3 separate regions of the Homo sapiens genome follow, and regions 1 and 2 are each linked to region 3. A link is a contact called in ENCODE Hi-C or POLR2A ChIA-PET data. All regions are on one chromosome and are shown on one strand. The core of a region is the stretch at or near the end of the contact, and the rest is flanking DNA. Distances in the headings are between cores, read along the strand shown.

The links. A loop is a pair of places that touch in the nucleus more often than their neighbours do. ChIA-PET counts read pairs that join two places held with the same protein, here RNA polymerase II (POLR2A). Pooled maps may share reads with other maps.
Region 1: a loop to region 3 is called in a pooled map, with 10 times the contacts of the local background. The contact joins the promoter of PHLDA2 here to the promoter of KCNQ1OT1 in region 3. A Hi-C loop is called at or near these places in 1 of 168 maps with a recorded cell type or tissue (HCT116) and 7 of 50 pooled maps. POLR2A ChIA-PET finds 5 or more read pairs at or near these places in 3 of 52 experiments (Caco-2, H1 and K562).
Region 2: a pooled map shows a loop between it and region 3 (6-fold over the local background). The contact joins the promoter of KCNQ1 here to the promoter of KCNQ1OT1 in region 3. A Hi-C loop is called at or near these places in 6 of 50 pooled maps. POLR2A ChIA-PET finds 5 or more read pairs at or near these places in 2 of 52 experiments (H1 and activated CD8-positive, alpha-beta memory T cell).

The regions. Positions count from the first base shown.
Region 1 is chr11:2,928,170-2,932,084 of GRCh38, forward strand. It overlaps PHLDA2 (pleckstrin homology like domain family A member 2), which reads right to left and starts at 1,251. Exons shown (of 2, transcript NM_003311.4): 1 at 727-1,251; 2 at 104-498. The coding sequence starts at 1,195. The coding sequence ends at 737. RefSeq lists enhancers at 528-1,136, 1,137-1,746, 1,747-2,355.
Region 2 is chr11:2,443,461-2,447,667 of GRCh38, forward strand. KCNQ1 (potassium voltage-gated channel subfamily Q member 1) reads left to right here and starts at 1,548. Exons shown (of 16, transcript NM_000218.3): 1 at 1,548-2,024. The coding sequence starts at 1,639. TRPM5 (transient receptor potential cation channel subfamily M member 5) reads right to left here and starts at 1,054. Exons shown (of 29, transcript NM_014555.4): 1 at 971-1,054. RefSeq lists silencers at 1,348-1,457, 1,468-1,537.
Region 3 is chr11:2,697,246-2,701,294 of GRCh38, forward strand. KCNQ1OT1 (KCNQ1 opposite strand/antisense transcript 1) reads right to left here and starts at 2,749. Exons shown (of 1, transcript NR_002728.4): 1 at 1-2,749. All of the region lies in intron 11 of KCNQ1 (potassium voltage-gated channel subfamily Q member 1), which reads left to right. RefSeq lists silencers at 2,883-3,152, 3,163-3,232 and an enhancer at 2,950-4,049.

The DNA of each region.
Region 1 (3,915 bases), core at 1-2,500, 230 kb after region 3:
CCTCAGGACACACCAAGGAGCAGAAGGTAGCCAGGGTCAAGCCCCAGGGCACTTCCTGGCCTCTGGGGAGGCTGCTTGGAAAAGAGGGTGTGGACCAGGCCCAGCAGATGACACGATTCATTTATTCATTCAAAGCCGGTTCCCAGCGCCTTTCACACCAGCCCCGCAGGACTGGATGAGGGTGTCCTGCCCGCCCATTCCTGGGCCTCCACCCTCCCAGCAGGAGTCTCACTGAGCCACAGCCGGATGGTAGAAAAGCAAACTGGCCAAGTGATTTATTTGCAATGGGCACAGTGATGCAAAAACAAGATATTAAGACTATAAAATATGTGACTACAAAGAACCAGCGAAATAAATACATAGATATTAGATAGTCCAATAACTTAAGGCGCCCGTGCAACGGAGCGAGGATCCGCGCGCACGGGAAGTTCTTCTGCTGCAGGGCTGGAGAGCGCCGGCCACGTCCTAGCCTCGGTCCGACTCGTCCAGCGTATGGCCCTGTGGGGAAAGGACTGGGTCAGAGAGCTGTGCCAGGGCCGGTCCGGGTCCAGCCTGAGGGGCCCCGAGACCCTGACGCGAGGGGGCCAGCGCGATTGCGGGGCGCCGGGTCCCCCAAGGAGGTGCAGCGCCCCCGCCCCGCCGTCTGGGGTTGAAGTGGTTTTTCCCAAAGGCCCCGGTCCCGGCTGTTAGGGCGCAGGGCTCGCCGGGACGCGGGCAGTCACTCACCGCGGCGGGCTCATGGCGTGCGGGGTTTGGGCTGCGGGGATGGCCTGGAGGGCTCCGAGGGCTCGGAGGGTGCGGCGGCCGCGGCAGCCACGGCGTCCTCGGCGGGTGCGGCGGGTGCGGTGCGTTCCTGGCGGCTGCGAAAGTCCTGCAGGGCGCGGCGGTTCTGGAAATCGATGAGCGCCAGCGCGATGGCCGCGTTCCAGCAGCTCTCGCCCGCGCAGCGGAAGTCGATCTCCTTGTGGTCGGTGGTGACGATGGTGAAGTACACGTACTTGCCCGTGCGCTCCACGCAGTCCACCTTGAGGATGGAGTGGAAGCGCAGCTCCTTGGGGCGCGCGCGGGGGCTGGCGGGGAACAGGCTCAGGCGGTCGGAGGTGAGCACCCCGCGCTTCTTCTTCCATAGCTGGAAGAGGCTGTCGCTGCGCTTCTCCAACTCGCCCTCGCGTAGCACCTCGTCGGGGGATTTCATGTCGTGCCGAGCGCGGGACTGGGAGCGGCAATGCGGGCGGTGACGGCGCCGGCTCTGCTCCTCGTGGCCCCGGCGCGGCCTTTATAGCTGCCCCTCCCCGCCCCGCCCCTCCCCGCCCCGCCCCGGCCCTCGGGCCACCCCGCCCGCCTGAGCCCCGCGCGCCCCGGGCCATACCCTCCCCAAGCCCAGCCGTCCGGGCCCGCACCGTCGCGTCCGCGCTCTGGTCGGTCCCCGGCCGTCCCCTCCCATCTCAGAAGCCCGCGCTCCTCTTGCCCCCCGTGCCCCAGCTGTCCGGCCCCGTGGGGTGACTCGAGGTCCCGCCCCGCCCGGGCGCTCGCCCGCACCGTCTCGCAGGCCGGCCCCGCGGAAGAATGCGCTGCAGCCAGCCCTGCCCGCGATGACTCACGCCGGGGAGCCCCGGGAAGCACCCGCGGGCCCGGGGCCGGCCCACCGTGGGGAGACAGCCGGGACCAGACCTTCACCCTCCAGGCGCCCCAAGTCCAGCCCTGCCGCTCTCGGGCTCCCGGGGCAGAAGGAGGGTCGAGGCCCCCTTCCTTACTCCCGAGCCCTGGCCGTTCCGTCCTGTTCGGGGGCCTTTCCCAGGGCCGCCCAGAGACCCTCTCCGAAAGTGGCCCTGCCCTAGCGGACCGAGCTCCTATCTTGCCACCCACGGGCTGCGCCAAGAACGACCACCTCTCTTAGCCTCGGTTTTCGCTTCTGTGAAATGGGAACAGTAACCTTTGCTGGATTAGGGAACACGTGGAAAGGGCTAGACCAGCAACCCATAGAGCTCAGAAAATGGAAGGGGAAGAGGAAGCCCGTTCTCCTCCCTGCGCCCTCGTAGTGTCCCGAACTGGGGTACGGACTGCTCCGACCGCGCCCCCACGACCCGGACCGGAGAGAGGTCCCAGGAGCTGAGGGGTTCGGGCTGGGCCGCGACGCCCGCTCTCTGGGATCAGCCTGGGGGCGAGGGTCGGCGGGGGCGGCTGAGTCATCGCTTTCCAGCTGGGCAGACGGGCGGTTTTATTTACCCTCTTCCTTTAAAGGGTTTAATAGACAGGAAGCGAAAGCCGGCTCTTCCCGGGTTCCCAGGGGTGGGGGTGGAGCCGGCCGAGAGGACCCCAGAGACCCCGGCTACTACTCCACGTCTCCCACCTTCCCGCACCCCTGCCCCCTAGCTGCGCCCTGGGGTGGTTACAGCAGGAAGTCCCAACTCTGGGGTCAGAATTGGCCTCAATGACGGGGCTCACGCAAAATGAAAACGAGAGTCCCCTGATTCAAAATGTATTTAAAATGTCAAGACAGTGGCAGCAGAGCGTAAAACCCAGACCTGGGACCAGCCCTACCTCCACCTGCCCTTCAGGGTCACTGTAAAGGATAAAGAGACGTCCGGCTCAGAGGAGCGCCCCAGACCCGGTTCTGTGAATGGCATGCAGGTAGCAGCTGCCCGGTGGTCCCACCGGTGTGGCCAGAGGACCTGGCAGTGGGCAGGGATGTGGTGTGGAGGGGCAGTGCCGGCAGAGGGCAGGGTTGGGCTGTGCCAGGGTTCTGGCCTGGGAGTGAGACACCTGCCTGGGGCCGGCGGGTCAACACTGCCCCCTACCTGACACCTGTCCTTGCAGCAGGGCTGGGATCCTGTGGTGAGGGAGCAGCAGGTAGGGTGGGTGGGTGAGGGGAGGTCAGCCTTTGGCGGGGAGAGGGGATTCGAGCATTGTTCCGGAGAGGCTGCAGGAAGGATTCGGACTCTGGTGTCCCTTCTTTTGCTTCCAGAGGGCCCTGGGCTGCCGGACAGTGGGACCTGGGCAAGAGGCACCTCTGGGCAGTGGGAGACCAGGAGAAGCGGCCGGGGGCAGAGCGCTCTGTCACTGCGCCAGCCCACAGGTGCCTGGAACACCTCCAGGCCCACCAGCCTGCCTACCCCATTGAGGGGCCAGCCAGTGGAACTTCGGCTCCAGGCAAATCCCCCGACACTCGTGGTTGCTTAAGCACCTACTGTGTGCCTGCAGGCCTGGCTGGTGCTGGGACCCCAGAGGAGGGGAGAGGAATCCCTCTAAACCCCAGGGGCACAGCAGGTACATGAGGATGGGGATAGGGGTCGGGGGTACTGGAGGCCAGGAGGACAGCTTGGAGGACTCTGTGGGGAGGGCGTGCCCTCGAAGATTCCAAGGAGACCTTGAAGGGCCAGTGGTGCCCGTATGCCACCACTGTGCCCAGCCTCCACCTAACCCAGAGAACTCCCCAAAGTGGGCACTCCAGCCCCTGTTCCACAGAAGAGGAAACTGGTTCAGGATGGAGAGGGCCTTGGGGAAGGGACAGAGAACAGGCAGGAGCAGATAAGGGGCTGAGAGAAATGAGGGGGAGGAAGAGGGTTTGGAAACCAGGTGAGGCCAGGTGAGGTGTGCTCCCCCAGCCCCGCCCAGCTCCTCTCTTTGCCTGTACCCCAGTGGCCCTCTCAAGGGAGGCTGGGAAACTCACTCCCCTGGGGGCAGGACTTACAACCCAGGGGTGATGCTCTGACAGGTGGGGCAGGAGCTGGGAGGCCAGGGGGCAGGGTGTGCAGCCGAGATTCAGAGGCCCTGCCCTCCCTAGGGGATTTCCTGCCCACTCAGCCCCTCTCTGCTATTCCCCTCATGGACACTGTGAAGACCTGGGGGGTATGGGGGTGGATGGCCCTTTAGGGGCTGCTGGAAATCAGGTCTGAGCCCTGGAGGCCAGGCCTC
Region 2 (4,207 bases), core at 298-2,797, 250 kb before region 3:
AGGTACCCTCTCCTCGGCCTCCCTTGTGTTATCACAGCGCCCAGCACAAGCTGGGACCCACTCCATCCACTCTTGCTGCAAATACAGACTGTGCACTCCTGTGTGGCACCTCACTAGGGTGGGGAGTCAGGCGTCAAGGGCCTGGGCTGGACTCCGTCCACGATAAAAGAGCAGACTTTTGGCAGGGGGTGGTAGATACATCAAATTGACCCAGGGTGCTCAGGGACGACCTGGAAGTGTCACATGAGTTATGGGTCTCCTGGCGGGGCGGAGAGTCACCGCTGAGCTCCACCTTTAGTCCCTGCCTCAGGGCTGTGTGCAGTATCCTGAAAAAAGCCGGTCTCTTCTGTTGGCTGCCCCCCACCCCCCCCCCAAGCCTGAGACGTGCTGAGACCCAAATGCCAGTAGCGGGCGGGAGGCAGTGCAGAGACCTGTGAAAATCTTCCGATGTGACCAACCCACCCCCACCCAGGGGAATCCACGGGGCGCAGCGGCAGCGCGGTCTCGACGGTGGGGAGGACAAGGCGCCCATTCTCCAAGTTACTAGGGTGGCGCAAGCGCCTCTCCCTTTAACTGCCCAGGCAGCCCCGCCTGCTATGCCCGGCAGTCAAACCAGGTCCAGACCCCGGCTGTGCCGCCCCCACCCCCCAGCAGCCCTGCCGGCTCCCCACCCACACAGCTCCCACTGGGAGGTACCTGACAGTGGTGGTCCCATCTCACCCTCCCGGTCCAAGGGCCCTGGTGGGAAGCGACCCGAGCGTATTCGCCGCCCGCAGCTCGCGCGCCTGGGCACCCGGGGGCGCTCACAGTGATCGCGGGGCCAGCACACCCTCACCCAGGACATCCCTTTCCTCCCCCCAACCCCAACTCCGGAGTGGCTCAGAGGGAGGGAAAGTAGATGCCGGCACCCTACCCCGCCCCTCCTGCCCCCGCTGTGCCGTTCTCGGTCGTGGTATCGGCCAGGCCTTACCCCTTCCTCCCTGGCGCAGCTGGGGTCCTCCTCCGGGCCAGGCAGAGCAGGCGGGCATCAGAAGTGGGGGCCAAGCAGGTGGGTGAGGGCAGGGCAGGAGCAAGCAGGGGAGATGCAGACGGGGCGGGGCCAAGCAGGTGGGTGAGGGCGGGGCCAAGCAGGTGGGCGGGGAGGGGGCGGGGCCAGGCGGGGTAAATGCACACTGGAACGGGGCCAAACAGGTGGGCGAGGAGGGGGCGGGGCCAAGCGGGATAGATGACACGAGCGGGGCTAAGCAGGTGGGCTCGGGCGGGGGTGGGGGTGGGGGCGGGGGCGCAGGCGGGGGCGGGGGCGCGGACAGGCCAAGCCAGGGGGTGAGGCGGAGGCAGGGCCAGGCCGGTCCGTGGGGAGAGGGCGGGCCAAGCCGGTGGGCGCGGGCAGGGACGCCCTGTGCGCGCCGGACCGGCGGGGGCGGGGCGTGCAGGCGGGGGCGGGGCACGCCGTCCCATGGGACCGGCCCTCGGCCACTGCCCCCTCCGGCCCCGCCCCGAGCGCCCGGGCTGGGCCGGCAGCGGCCCCCCGCGGCGGGGCTGGCAGCAGTGGCTGCCCGCACTGCGCCCGGGCGCTCGCCTTCGCTGCAGCTCCCGGTGCCGCCGCTCGGGCCGGCCCCCCGGCAGGCCCTCCTCGTTATGGCCGCGGCCTCCTCCCCGCCCAGGGCCGAGAGGAAGCGCTGGGGTTGGGGCCGCCTGCCAGGCGCCCGGCGGGGCAGCGCGGGCCTGGCCAAGAAGTGCCCCTTCTCGCTGGAGCTGGCGGAGGGCGGCCCGGCGGGCGGCGCGCTCTACGCGCCCATCGCGCCCGGCGCCCCAGGTCCCGCGCCCCCTGCGTCCCCGGCCGCGCCCGCCGCGCCCCCAGTTGCCTCCGACCTTGGCCCGCGGCCGCCGGTGAGCCTAGACCCGCGCGTCTCCATCTACAGCACGCGCCGCCCGGTGTTGGCGCGCACCCACGTCCAGGGCCGCGTCTACAACTTCCTCGAGCGTCCCACCGGCTGGAAATGCTTCGTTTACCACTTCGCCGTGTGAGTATCGCCACCGGCGACGGCCGGCACGAAGGTGCTTCCTGAGAGCTGGTGTGGGGGAGCTCTGTCCCAGCGCCACCTGCCCCGTCGGAGCTGCGACCCCGGAGCAGAGGAGGGAAGGAAGTGGGGAAACGCAGAAACACAAACTCTGCACTCTCCCTTGAAGTTCAGAGGCGCTGCTGTGTCTGGGGGTGCGCATCTTCTCGCAGGCCCGGCGTGGGGAGGGAGCCGGCTGGGGAGGGGACCACCTGGAGCCCAGAATTTGGCTCCACACCTCCGGGAGGGTAGTCCAGGTGTGAATCCTTCTGGGAAGAGAAGCGTGCTGGGGAGCGCACCCTTGGGTGCAGTAAGATAACTCCTCAAGGTCGGCTGAGACTCGAGGCTCAGGAGCCCCCAAGAGAGAAGGCCCCTGATGTCCGGTGCCGCATCTCAGACCCCCTGAGGCCCAGGTGGACTCTGGGGCAGGGGGCTGTCCAGGATAGGAAGGTGACGGTGGCGGTGCTCCCTGAGGGCTCAGCATGCCACGGGCCGTCCCCACGGGCCCCACATTAACTAATTGAACCAAGCTCATGAAAACCTGGCTTGATGCAGAGAGCGGAGAGGCACGTTTGCAGCTCTCACTAAGAGGCAGCTGTGCTCCCGGAGAAAGCAGCGCTGGTAGCAGAGGCACCTGGCCCCCCTGTTACCAGGTGGTTCCAATTCCCGGTACAGCGTGCCTGAGCAGGGCTGGGCACTGGATTTCTCAGGGACAGGCCTGGGAAGTCACCTCCGGGAAGGTCCAGGCTGCTCTCCTCCATGCCTGCCTGGGGCCTTCCCCCGCTGCCCCAGTGGCCCTACTTCCTGGCTGCCCAGCCAGCGGCCTTTTGGTGTGGTGCCAGCCTCTGGCCTGGGAGCCTCTACCCAGACATCCCATGGCTGATGGCTGTGGGGCTCACCTGAGGGCTGAAGGGTGGTCTCCCTGAGCGTCCTCAGGTGGAAGCATCTCCTCTGCCTCGGGCAGGCTCAGTAGAGAACTGGCTGGAGGGCATCCAGAGGCCTGTCCATGCCTGCTGGCAGCTGCCACCAGGGCCTCAGGGCGGGTGACAGCAGGAGCCAGGCCCCAAATGGCTTCAAGCATCGTCTCAGGTGAGGGGGTGGGGTAGGGGTCGCAGGGCTACTGCCTTCCTTGCTAAGAGGTGGCCTTCCACATCAGGAAGGGGAAGTCTTACCCACCTCCCTCCTCAAAGATGTGGTTGGGGGGTGATCTTGGAGACTTTTCCCCACCCCAGCTCCCAAGCCCCTGTCTCCTGACATGTCAGTGGGTGCCTGAGCCACAGCCGCTGCTGGTCTGTGAGAGGAGCTGGCTCTGCTCGTGGCTGCAACAGCGGGGGCTCGGCTTGGGGTTTGGGAGATATTTGTGTGCAGTGACCCCAGGGGAACCCAGTCCGATGCCACTGTGCAAATGTCTAGCAGATGCCAGGTTCACAGGTGCTGTGTGCTGGTGGCCACCTGCCTCCCGGACCCCAGACTCTCTGAGATGTCCAAGGGTGGGAAGACCTCCTCAGCCAGAGGCCAAGGCAAAGTGCCCGCAGACCCCCTCAATTCTCACTTGTATTCAGGTTTGTGGACACATGCCTCCGGGCTCACTGCAGCCACCCGTGTGGAGGAAGAGGAGGAAGAGGGCTCGCCACGCCCCAGAGGAAGTCTCTGCTTGCACTTGTGTTTTCTTCCTCATTTGGATTGTTTAGGTCTCGGAAGTTTGCTCAGCAAGAGTCTACCTTCGCCCAGCCTCCGCAGAGCTGGCAAGGCAGGGGTGGCTTCTGGGGACAGGGGCAGGATGGCTTCTGTGAAGGGGTGGCCAGGAAAGGGATGCTTCTGTGAAGTGGCCAGATCTGGGGCTGGTCCTTTCCAGTTCTGGGTCCTGTCCTTGTAAGACGTGTGCCTGGCCCTGGGAAGTTGTCATGAACAGCCTCCAACCCAGGTACCTCCATGTGGGGTGGGACTGGAGGTGGACCCTGACTGGGCAGGACATGTGGCTTGGTGGGGGCCTGGGAGATGCGCTCCCACCCTCAGTGCCCTAGGAGGTTGGCAGGACCAGTCTCTTGAGGGGAGACCTGGTCATAGAACCAGGATGGCAGAGTAGCTGGAGGCCACCTGCAGCCTCACGAAATCAGGTCCAGCCTTGCGCCAGTCCAGCCTTGTGT
Region 3 (4,049 bases), core at 1,499-3,998:
CCTTTGGGGGTTTCAATAACTTTTAAGAATACAACAAGTCGTAACACCAAAATGTTTGAGAATCTTTATGGAGACCATCAACCCTATGAGCTACACTAAGTTTTATCACTTCCTACCTGATCCTCACATCCCCATTTCTTTTTCTTGTATTAGGGTATGGCCAGGATGACATCCTTGGCCTACTCCTTATCTTAAAGAGAATGATACACTTTTAATTTCTCTATCAAGTTTACTGAAAAGTTAAGTTTTGGTTTATAACTTGTATCAAGTTGAAGAAGTTCCTCTCTAGTCCTGGCTTGCTAAGTGGTGTACTCCACTACCCCAAAATCACACATAGGCGTTAAACTTTATCACATCATTTTTTTCTGCCTCTATTGAGGGAACCATATGGTTTTTCTCCTGTAGCCTCTTAATGTGAATTACATGGATAAAGTTTCTGATATTGGATCATCTTTGCATTCCTAAGAGCAATCCCACTTGTTTAAGAATTGTTGTTTAATACATATTATTGGATTCAGTTAGCTAGCATTGTACAAGGAACTTCTGCATCTACATTCATAAGGGAAATTCTTTATAGTTTTCTTGTGCTTTCTATCTGAATTTGGACATGCTCTGATTCGCAATTTTAAAAAATCCCTCTAGCTGGAGCATAAATCCTGAAACAGACCCACTTTTCTCCTCAGCATGTTAGGAAACACATTAAAATACACCCATAATCAAGCAACTCAATCCTTAAATTTTTCTCCTACTGAGTATCTGGAAAACAGGTGCAGAAATGGATCATTTGAGACACCATAGAAATCTGGTTAATCCTGCCTGCCTGCTTTCCTTCAAGTACTGACTGAGTAAGGCTGTGTATCAGGCTCTTGGCTGGGTACAGAGCAGGCAGCAGAAAACAAAACAGAGTTCCTCGTTGGGAGCTTTTGGTCTAGCAAAAGGGGCACCACAGTAAAGAAAGAACTGGTAAATGCACATCAAATGTGGATATTATCAGGAAAGTTTTTATACTTTGTGATAATCTAAGACAGAACTATTCTACCTGGATGAATTATTCTCTTTCATAACCAGAACAGTGCTGTGGGAAGGCACTCTTACTCTCAATTTTATATAAAAGGCTATTTGACCTGCTCAGGGACCACAGTGGGGTACTGGGATCTGAACATAGTGGTGGCCCTTCAAGCCTACTACCCAGACTGAGACCTGCATCTGATCAACTCTCATCTCCAATATGACCAAGAGACTTCTACCACTACCTCTCACCTGGCAGGTGATCACCACCCCCAACTCAGACTGCAACCTTTACTTCGCCCCCTAATTCCTGACTCAGAATCCCCACCTAGAGGCAGAACTTCGACTTCAATTCCTGACTCCCATACCCCACTGAGACCTCTAACCCCAATCCCAATCTCTTAACTCAGAGCCCCCCATTCAGAACCTCTACCCAAAGACAGACTCCAGACCCTGACTCCAGTCGCCAACTCGGACCTCCCTTGGATCTCAACTCAGAGCCATGATGCAGACTCCAGACCGGGATTCAGGTCCCCAACTCAGACTCCCGATCCTCTGTCCCTAATGAGGCCCTACCTAAAACCACCATGCGGACTCCAGACCCGGACTGACTGGGACCCCAACTACTCAGATCCCAACTCAGGCAAACTCCCAGCCAGGATGTGGACCCTAGACCCGAATTCTGATCCCAACTAGGATACCTAACTCAGAACCACAACGGGGATTCCCACCTCCGATCCTAATTCGGGCCCTGACTCAGAACCACTAAGTGGATTTCCGACTCCGGTCCCAATTCGGGCTTTGACTCAAAACCACAACATGGATTCCCAACTTCCATCCCAATAGCGCGGACTCAGAACCACGATGCGGATTCCAGACTCCAATCCCAATTCAGCCCACTCTGAACCACCATGAGAACTATAGACCCGGAATCCGATCCTTGGGACGCGGCCAGGAACTCGGACCTCGACCCTGGCCACGCTGTCCATAAGGTGCAGATGGGAGCGCACTGCCCAGGCCAGGCTGCACTGCTGACGCCTGTGATCTGGGACGGCCGCGGGGCACACAGCTCACCTCAGCAACGCCAGTGATCACCCGTCCCGCGCCGTCCGCCCAGGTCCGTGCTGACCGTGTTCAAACCCTCCCAGAGAGATGGGGAGGGCCGCGCTGAGGAGAGTCTGGGAGAACCGCACTGAGGAGCCGCCGGGAGAGTGCCGCGCTGAGGAGCCCCCGGGGAGAGTGCCGCGCTGAGGAGCCCCCAGGAGAGTGCCGCGCTGAGGAGGCCCAGGGAGGACCGCGCGGAGGAGAACCATGCTGAGGAGCCCCCGGGGAGAACAGAACCGCGGCGAGAGGCCCCCGGAGAGAACCGCGCCGAAGAACCCCCGGGGACAACCGCGCCGAAGAACCCCCGGGGAGAACCGCGCCGAAAAGCCCCGGGTGCCCCGAGGAGAACGGCGCCGAGGAGTCCCCGGGGAGAACTGCGCCGAGGAGCCCCCAGAAGAGCGCCGCGCTGAGGAGCCCCGAGGAGAACCGCGCCGAGGGGCGCGCCGGGGAGAACCACGATGACTGACGCACCGAGGAGGACCGCGCTGAGGGGCGCACCGGGAGAATCGTGCTGAGGAGCCCCGGGGAGGACCACGCTGAGAGGCACCCCGGCAGAATCGCGCTGAGGGGCGCCCTGGCAGGATCTTGCTGAGGAGCTCCCTGGAGGTCCGTGCTGAGGCGACGCGGCGACCGTTCTGCCTGGAGACTGCGGCAGCGCTCCGACTGCCCCCGCCGCTGCCGACGTGGCGACCGCCCCCCACCTGCTGATTGGGCGGCAGCAGGGGAAGGCTTGCGGCGGGCTGCTGCACGGATTGGCTGGGTGCGGAAAGTGATGTGCCGTGTCCTGTCATTGGCCGAAAGAGTCTCGTTTTGATGCCACCCGGGCTCAGATTGGCCCAGCGGGTCCAGCGCCGCATGAGGCACTGGCTGGGTGTGAGGTGGCGCGAGCCGCCGCCCTCCCTGCCCCCACCCGTCGTCCCTGAGCACCACCGGGGGCCGGGGCCAGCGCCAGCCTCAGCGTTGGCATCGCCGGGGTGAGCTGGAGACACGGGCCAGTTCTCTGCGTGATGTGTTCACCACCCCGGGGTGACCGCGTGAGGACAGCGGCCGCACCCCGACACTGCTGTGGGCCCTCGGTGTGGAGGCCTGTGGGCGTCCAGGCCACGCCCGAGACCAGCCCCTCCGCCGGCGCCGCTGCAGCGACCCTCGAACCCGGGCAAGGTCTCCACCGCCGTGGCACCGGGTGCGGGAGGCGTTTTCCCCCCTCCCAGCGGGTCCATGCAGGGGATCGGGATGTTCTGAAGCCCCCACTGCTGTGCCTGGAACACCCGTGTCTGCCGCTCACCCCTGAGGACTTGGGACCTCAGGGGGTGAGTGGCAGGGGTGGCCGGGACATGCCAGGCCACCCACCTGGCAAAGGGCAGCGCCGAGGGCGCCCCGCGCCTGCCAGCGCCCGGCCGGGCCCGCCCTGCCCACCTCCCATCCCCCATCCGGGCGTGACACTTGACCGCGTCTGCCGGCCCCTCCCCTTGTCCGTCCCCTCCGCGCCGCTGGCGCGCGCCTTCTGAATGCCAAGCATTGCCATAAACTCCGGGGACAAAAGCCTGGGTCACAAAAGCCCCCTCTAGAAGTTCACACCCTGAGGCTTCCCTGGCAAGGCTGGGGGCCGTTTGGCCCTTCCATGTGGACTGCAAAAACAGTGTTGGAATGCAGGACTCTGGGTATGTTCTCGAAAGTTGTTACAACCCCAACCCAGGGTTGACCTCAAACACAGGAGGAAGGGGGAGGCTGGAGCCAGCCAAGCGAGCCAGCCGTCCCCCCACCAAGGCACGCAAGGAGGCCATTCATCTTCACTGCCTCTGCCGAAAATATACGTCTACGGGAGAGCCAGGAATCTCTCTCCAAGGGTGACCGGGTTGGGGGTTTTGTTGTTCTTCAGCCCAGAAGAGAAAGAGAAAATGGTGTCATTTTTTCAGGCAGCAAGTGATTCCTTTCAG